2 separate regions of the Mus musculus genome follow, and region 1 is linked to region 2. Evidence: chromatin loops called from intact Hi-C (ENCODE). Cell type or tissue: heart. All regions are shown on one strand. Each heading gives the region's core, and the rest is flanking DNA. Links, peaks and the distances in the headings are about the cores only.

Region 1 (4,391 bases), core at 144-4,143, 55 kb after region 2:
GAGGCAGGAGGGGAGAGAGTGAGGGAGAGGGAGAGGGAGAGGGGAAGGCAGAGGGAGGGGGAGAGGGAGAAGGGGGCAGAGGGAGAGGGATAGTGGGAGGGAGAGGGGGAGAGAGGGAGGGGAAGAGGGAGAGGGAAGGAGAAAGGGGAAAGAGGGAGGGGGAAAGGGAGAGGGGAAGGGGGAGGGGAGAGGGAGGGGGTTGGGGGAGGGAGAGGGAGGGGGTTGGGGGAGGGAGAGGGAGGGGTTGGGGGAGCTTTTGAAACCTCAAACAAGGAAAACACCTATAGTCAAATAAGGCTACACCCCCTAATCCTTGTAACCCTTCCAAACATTTACACTTCTGTGACTAAGCTTTCAAATACATGAGCCTATGGGACCATTCTTATTCAAACCACCACACTGAGAAATGGGTTGTATCAAGTGTCCTCTTCCATTCTCATATTTCATGTCACTTCAAGGTCATTTGGGGTGGCATCGAGGGTTGAGTCAGGGTTTCTCTGTATAACCCTGGTTGTCTTAGAATTTGCTCTATTGACCAGGCTGGCCTTGAACTCACAAAGATCTGCTTGCCTCTGCCTCTGGAGTGCTGGGATTAAAGGCATGTGTCCTGATACAGGGTTCTTAAGGGTATATTGACTAAAGTCCCTGCAAATGGGCTTTTCAAAGCTCTGGCCTGTCTCTGAGGGTGCTCCTGCTCCTTTCCCACCTGTCACCTCAGCCCCTGCATAGGGTCTGAGAGTGCTCCCTGGCTGGAAGAGAGGGACTTTTCTACCTAACAGGACTTCCCACTGGTCAAGCCTTGGCTCGGGTCTGTTTCCCCCTCAAAGCCCTCCCTGCTCTACCATCAATCTCCATCTCCTCCCCCTTCCCCACCTCTCCCTTACTCCCCCCCTCTTCCTCACCTTTCCCTTCCTCCCCTCCCTCTCCCCTTCTTCCTCCCCCTTTCTCCCCTCTTCCTCCTCCTTCATTTCCTTCCCTTCCCCTTCCTTCCCCCTCCCTTCCCTCCCCCTCCCCCTTTCTTCCTGCTTCCCTGGGGCCTATCCCATTGCTCTGTTGGTCTGAATACTTGTCTGCTTGGACACTGCTGCATCCTGGAGAACCAGCTGGATTCTGTTGCCTGTGGGCTCTTCCTTCTGCACCCAACCTTTAGTTGTTCAAGAGACCTTGAGGGAATAACCGACCTGCAGATGTTTTTAGACTCTTCTTGACTTTTTGCCTCTTTTATTTGTTTAAACTTGTCCCATTATATATTTTTCGATAGACAGAAAGCATAGAGTATGATTAACACCCATATATCCCAATTATCTAAATGATCTATCATTGCTAAGTAATTACAATATTTATTTTATTCTTTTTTACCCAGATATTTCAAAGTAAACTCCAGAAGCAATACTATTTCAACCCTAAATGTGCACATATGCATCTCTAAAAATAAAAACATTTTCTCACAAACTTATAATAATCATGATCACATTAAAATAAATAATAATTCCCAAATACCACCGATTCGTCTCAGGAGGTCTTTTGTAACTGGCTTATTCAAACCAAATCCAACATGTGGACCACACACTGCGTTTAGCTGTTACACCCCTATCTTCTCTTCCTTCTTTTCCCATGAGACAGGTTTACTGAAGAAATCAGGCCAAATGTGTTTCTGCTTAATGTCCTTACATCTCTAAGCTGGAGCTGACTTCGAGAGAATCACAGTGGGCAGCCCTATACTTTCAGGAACCCTCCCCTTCATTTTCCTCCCTTCCTTCCCATTGAATGCAAATTCAAATTCAAAGACTATAGCTTACCTACCCTGTCTCCCACAGTCTTCTTGCTGGTTCCTCTTTTTCTTCTTGTACAGTGAGCCTCCCAACGTAACAGGACCTACATAGTGTCCTTTATAGCCGATGGCCTCAGTCCTAAAGTTCCAGTGTCCTTAACACATGCTTGTTTAGGGTTGGGAAGCCTCGGGATGTAGGGTTGTGACGCTTAATTATGAACAATAGCCTTTGTTGTTTCCAAAATGAAGCTTTTACAAACTCAATAAACCTAAATTCACTGCAGAAAAACAACCTGCTTTCCAAGTGACATCCTGCTCACTCTGACCCTGCCTGTCTCCAGGCAGACAAATCACAATGATGGTTGCTTCTGCCAGAGTGAGTGGTGATGGTTGGGGCCATGTCAAAGAATTTTCCATTGCTTTTAGTGAGAAATGAGTGCTTTGGGCCACAGTCTGCCCCAAGTCAGTAGGGAATTGTATTGACTGAGATGCCCAAGCCAATTGGCCAGGAAGAAGAGCACCATCCACTTTTTATTCCCTAGACGTGGTAAGCAGCATGGTAGGCTGGACAAGGAAAATGGAAGGATTTGGTGGTGGGGGTGGTGGTGGTGGTGGTGGTGGTGGGGTTCTAAACAGCCGCACTTGGATCAGAGATGCTGGGCTAAGGTCAGGCCAGAAAATGTAAAAACTCTAGGCGTAAAAAGAGCTGGGATCACAACAGCATGGGGTGTGGCTGAAAAAAATGATACGTTTTTCCAGCTGGAAACGAATAGCTAACTGTTGGTTTTGGCTCGCCGTTTGTCCTTGCTATTTTCTCTCTACAAGAAAAGTCTCCCTGGTAGCTGCATTTCTAGCAGCGGAGAGAATCATTTTTTATCCTTCTGGAATACGGTAAAATGCTTGCTAGACAATGAAGAGCAGGGGGGGGGGGAACAACTGTATGCCTTTACATCTCAGTTGATTGGGTCAGCACAACCCTTCCACATTCTGATGGCTCCTCTTCACTCTGTGTCCTGTTTATCCTTTCTGCCACAGTGGCGGGTGCTTCCCACCTCTTTCCTTTCCAATTTTCATTTCACTGACAAAGTCAGAATGTTACTTAGTTTTGAAATAGTCAACGTGGAAGTTTACCAGATAATTTTCTTCAGAAGTTTGCTAAAGGATGGATATGAGCCTTTCTTATTTTGAAATAGCCCAGGAAGGGTGTGTGGGTGTGGGTGTGGGTGTGTTTATTGGGAGGTGGAGAGGGCTGCTGCTGACCAATCAGGATCTGCCTTTGCGATGCATCAACATGGGATCCCCAGAGTGAAGACAGAGACCTGAGAGGAGAAGCTTCCCTGCTTCCTTCTCCAGATCTGAGTGGAGTCTTGGACACTCTGGCAAATAAGTTGGCTGCCATGTTGTTGGTGGCTGGGATGGAAAATGGCTGCCTGCTGAGAATGGCTAGGTCTTGTTTTGTGATAATTACTTACATTTGAGGGTGCTCCTGATGGAGGGTTCTAGGTCATTCGTGCACATAGGGGTACCTGCCATCTTTAGAGTCTCTTGTAAGGCTGGATGTTTCTTCCCTATATAAAGCCAGTGGATAAAGGCCTATAGCATTCCACCTAGGGTCGAATTCATCTGTACTCTGATGCCCACCAAATCTTGGTTTGAGCAATTCTGGGGACTAGGAGTTAAGATCCCCTTGTTAAAGGAAAACAAGTAATTATTTAATGGTAAGTTCTGGGTTTACTCATAGGAGAAACCACAATCAGAGAAAATTCATAATCATAAAGTTGGCACATATACTGAAGGAAAGAAAACAGTTTTTCTAGGTGGGAAATTTTTATCTACTTGATGAGAAAATAAAACCACTAGACAGGAACTTCCTCCCATTCTCGCCACAATCTTACCTGTGGAAGCAATCATCATTTCCTCCCTCCTTCCCATCACTGCTGAAGTGATTTCTTCTCACTGTCAACTAGTTTCAAGGCATTGGGTTTCTCTTGCAGCCTTATAGACAGCTGGGTTGGAGATTCCATCTCTCTCCTGCTTCACTTGCTCCTGCTTTAAACAACCCACGGTTTCCTCCCATCCTTATAATACTGTGCTCTGAGCCAGAGAGACAGCACATTTGATGAAATGCCTGTAAGCAAGAAGCCCTTAGTGATATCTCCACAGCCTTATGTAAGAGCATGGGTGTCAGTGGTCTCAGTATGTGCCTGTAATCCCGTGCTGGGGAAGCAGGGATGGGGACACGGAGCTTGTCTTCAATACTTTGTGGCTTCTTCTTTTTCCCATCCTTGATAGCCCCTAGTTTCACCCCCTAACACTAGATAAGAGAGAAACAAGGATAGAGGGAGGGTAGATAGATAGATAGATAGATACCCCTGAATCTAATTTCTTTCCTTTTGTTTGTCTAATTACAGTTTCTTCTTTGAGCACAGCTACTATCAAAACTGGACCAACCTCCCCCCCCCAAGTGATCAATTATCACCGACCGACCCCCGCCTATCAGAGCTCTAGCATTTATATATCCTCTGAAAATTTCCCAGAATTCCAAATGTCAGACAATTGGGAGTTGGCCACACCGTGCCTCTGCTAGAGCTTGAGACAATCGCAGTCAGCTGCTGAGGAC
Region 2 (4,391 bases), core at 233-4,232:
GACAAGTTGCAAATGTACCAGGGCCAGGTGAAGCAAATGTGTGGCAAAATGACACCTGAGATCACTTCCAGGGAAAACCCCTTCCTGCTCCCACTGCAGGGTTGTGGACAACACTCAACTCCCCAGACCAAACTGTAGGAATGCGATAAGAGATCCATCAACACAACAGTTTGTAGGCACAGGCTTTGGAGCCATGTTTTTTGAGCCTGTTCCCTTTTCTAGAAGGTAGATATTGTAACACCCACTTCATAGGTATATAATAATCAGTATTCATTCTAGCACTGAACTGAAATGCCACATTCTCTTAGGAAAAACTATTTCAAAATGAAAACACAAAGTCATAAATAAAACAGAACAAAATGCCCAGTTACATAAGAATGTTGCTTTAAATGAGCGGGTAACAGTATTTGTAATATTCTAAATCACTAATGCCAACAATACAAATTTCTACTATAAAGTTTATCCTTAGCTGACCTTTCCCCCACTGTAATTTTTTCTCTCTCTTTCTCTTGTGAGTAGAAGCAAATGAACACACACACACCCCACCCCCAGAAACCTGTGGAAAACAGAATTTAACCGACTAGCAGATTAGTCCTACAAATGTAGCATTCCAGATCAGAGCTCAAAAATAATTCCCAATGATAAATATAAACACAAACTTGGAAAATTAAGACGATGACGATCATCCCCTGATAATGTGTCAGTAATTTCAAATTAAGAGTCGTTCCAACTGGAAGCTGGCAGTCAGTCAGTCACACACGGTCTAAAAGAGTTTGTTTACAACACTGACCAGACCAAAGATTTTTCAGAAGATTCGCGCTGACATTCCAGCACTCACTGACTACTTTTAAGCAGTACAGCTGCTGTAATGTCCAATAACTATACAAATTAAGCCAAAACGAGTTTCTTCTTAATGGAAAAATGACAAGAACAGAAGTGGACCAAGCCCTTTATATTATGTTTGCTTTGAGTTTCTGAATTTTGGTTGTTCATCCAAAAGAGAGCCCCCTGCCAGCTGGAGAAGGGGACACGTTTACGCTTAGGGGAGGAGGTGAAAATCTAAAGACCGATGATGGGCTTGCTCTCGGGATGTAAAGGCACGCGGGATTTATTAGGAAGGGTACGGACCGAAGGGAAAGTTAATATTTATAAACACTGGACTTTCATTAACGCCTAAATGTTAAGATGTCTGGGTGAAAAGTTCGCTCTGGATTAAGAAACATCAAGAGCAGGGAACGGTAGCATTTCACGGGACACAGAAGACCACACTTTCTAGGGCCATGTCCAGAGTAGGATCAGGGAGCACGGCACGGGAACTGGAAGAACGCAGGACGCGGTCACCCAGGACGCGCGATCCCGAGAGGACTTTGGGGCGGGGGCTTCGGAACTGTGCGTCAGGAACGCGGCTGGAGAAGGCGGGTGACAACATCAGGGAAGTCGGAGCCCGGAGCGGGGAGGGAAGGAATGCGGGGATTCCCAGGCCAGCCCGACCAGCTCCGGGCGTGCGCTCGGCGCCGGTCCAGCCCGGCCCCGCTGGGCCTCGGGTGCCAGGTGGCGGCCGCTCCAGGCAACCCGCACCCTCCCGCGCCGGGGCCCTGTTCTTCTCACCTTCCGGACGCGAGCCTCGCCGCTCCTGAGCGTCCCTCAGCCCCGCGGATCCCGGCCCACACCACCGGTCCCTCAGCGGAGCCGCAGCCCGGATGGCTCGAAGCTCTGGCCTCCCGACCGCACACGCCACCCTCCGTCCGCCGCTGACCCGGGCTCTCCTAGCTCCGCCCCCCACGGCCCCGCCCCCCGGAGCCAGAGACCGCGAGCTCATTGGCTCTGGTCAGTCTCGGAGCGCGCGGCCATTGGCTCCGGGTCGCCGGAGACGAAGGGGCGGGACTGCAGGCCTCTGCGATTCCCGTAACGCGGCTCCCGGCGTCCGGGATTCCGGAGGCTGAGCCTGGTCGCCTTTCCTAGACTAGATCGAAGGCTTCCCCGCCGCACTTGGGTGGGTGGCCGGAACGGAAAGTTCCATTTTCTCTAGGGTAATGGGTCGCGGACAGCAACCCAGGTGCCTCCCGCGACCCCTCTCCCCGGACCTCGGCTGTCTCCCTGGGCTGTCTTCCCCAGAGGGCCTGCGAGCCTCCGGCGACTGCTAGGAGGCCCTTGGGACTCTGGAGGCAAGGGAACTCCCTGGGGACAGGGCAGGACTTAGTGGCCCTGACTGTACTCGCCCATAGTGACCGCTTCGGACCCAGGCTTAAGTAAACGAACCTTGCTACTGTGCAATTTTTGTTGTTGTTAGTAAATGAGTTTGGGTGTCATTGATTGATCCGTGAACTGGTGACCTGCCAAGAAACTGTTATCTTTTTGCGGTTTGAGTCGCCTGATGTGTGATTAGAAATACCAAGGAAAAACCTATTTCATTGTAATCCACCACCCTTCCCTTGATTGGAAAACGACCTTAAGGCTGCAATGTGCGTGAGTGCACGTGTGTGATGTGTGTATGTGTGTAGTGTGTATACAAGCAAGTTGAGAAACTTAAAAGATAAGGGATGTGTAACTGTAAAGAAACACTCCAATTTGCATTGGTTATCTTTTACTGAGCACGGAGCCCGCCCTTGGAGTGCAATTGATATAATATATAATCAGTGTAACTCCACTGATGGAAATTGATTTTCTCATTCCCAACATCTACCTTTTGTTTTGCTCTAAAGGAGACAAATGACAGGAAGCTGGACGGATGGAGGGGTGTGTGGGAGAAGTTGAGGGAACAGCAAAAAAAAAAAAAAAATCTGGTAAAAATATACTGTATACAATTCCCAATAAAAAACTTTTAAAAGTGAAGAAATGACTCAAAAAAAAAAAAAAAGAGAGAAGGCTAGAGACTTTTGGAAGAAAGGCTAACATAATGATTTGCAGAGCAAACAAATACCCATTAATTAGTCATTGTAAAGTTCTTTGTTATATTGACAATTCAGATGAGATCAAATGGATCAAACTGCAGTCTTGCTCTCTGCCCCTCCCTCCCCCTTTTCTTGCCTCTGTTGCATCTCTATACCCCCAGCTCTGAATTATGACCCCTTAGCTGTTGGTCAGCTAGTTTGAAAAAACACTGCCAAGGGCCTGGCTAAAAGAGTCTCAAACACACTAGTGGTTGATGTGCTGAAGCTAAAGATGTGTTTGTCTCTTGCTCAGGGTGTGACAAGATCGAATGGAGGGAAAAGACTTGTAAGGGCCTTTGTTCAATTGAAGACCTTACAAAGGTGCTTAGTAGGTCTGCTGAACGACTATTTAAATGCAAATCCTACGGTTGTTACTTCCCATTGCTGTGACCTTGGAAAAGTCTTGAGTTTCTTCATCTGCAAAATGAGGAGGACGGTTCTGACCTGCTAAGTTGCAAGAATGAACTTATTTAAAACAGCGAGAGGGTTTGACGCACTGTTCAGTAAATATCAGGTGTCCTCGAATGACTCCTCTGCCATCGCACCTCAGTAGACCTTTCTGCATTACAGCATTTATTTAAAAGTTTGTTTATCTGAGGTGGTTGTGGATAGAAGGAGGTGAATGTTTTATAATGGATTCACCTGCCTTGGACCATGGGTGGGGAATCCGAAGGCCTATACTGCCTCTCTCGCATACATGACTTATCACTTTGTCTGTATTGGCTCAGCTCAAGCCTTGCCACACAGCAACTCACACTTTGTGAGAGTGATTAAAATCCTGAGCAAAGGGACTGGAGAGATGGCTCAGCAGTTAAAACGCCTGATGCTCTTGCGGAGGACCCAGGTTCAATTCCCACCACCCATCTCAGGTGGCTCACAGCCAATGTAAGTTCAGTTCCAGGGAATCCAACAATCCTCTTCTGATCTCCAGGGACCCCTGCACATACATGGTGCACATAAACTCACAAAGGCACACACAAACATGAAAAGAAAAAGAAAACCAACAACTTTGACAAACAATCCTAAACAGAAAAGATAAATCAATGCTTGATGAAGAATTTTCAGAACTGCAAGACACTAAGAAGGACGCACCCACTCTGTGGAAGTTGCTTGATTTTCCAGACCCCTCTATAGAATATTGGTCCGGAAATAACCCCTTTCTAGTTAAGAGTTAATCACTAGAAATCCCCATTGAACATTGCAATGTATGGGTTTTTGTTTTGTTTTGTTTTGTTTCCCGTTGTAACATCTTGTTGGTTCTAAATATGGTTGATAATAAGTACCAGTTGGTGGAAGAGCGTATAGGGAGAAGACTGGGTAGAGGAGTGTCATATGCCCCACCTTCCTTCTGTGAGTAGGACAGGTGAGCAAAACTAATGACACATGCTCTAGGATGAAGGTGACAAATGTGGAAGACAAACTTTACCTGCTTTGGTCTACCTAAATCTGGCCCTGACCGGG

The links. Peaks named below come from ENCODE experiments on the same cell type or tissue, not always from the same donor. Only the 100,000 strongest peaks of a DNase experiment are listed, where the experiment ranks them.
Region 1: it touches region 2 in a loop (2.7-fold over the local background); 4 of 42 quality-filtered maps call a loop at or near these places.

Annotation. Positions count from the first base shown.
Region 1 is chr13:112,406,129-112,410,519 of GRCm38, reverse strand. No RefSeq gene overlaps it. Among named protein-coding and RNA genes, the nearest start is that of Gm33905, 3.6 kb to the left of the region's middle. In heart, for the core only: no CTCF peak of the experiment used is centred there; DNase peaks (open chromatin) are centred at 2,229, 2,539 and 3,139.
Region 2 is chr13:112,461,468-112,465,858 of GRCm38, reverse strand. Il6st (interleukin 6 signal transducer) reads right to left here and starts at 1,789. Exons shown (of 17, transcript NM_010560.3): 1 at 1,609-1,789. In heart, for the core only: CTCF peaks have their summits at 1,569 and 1,768; a DNase peak (open chromatin) is centred at 1,818; H3K4me3 peaks cover 2,490 bases; H3K27ac peaks cover 2,106 bases.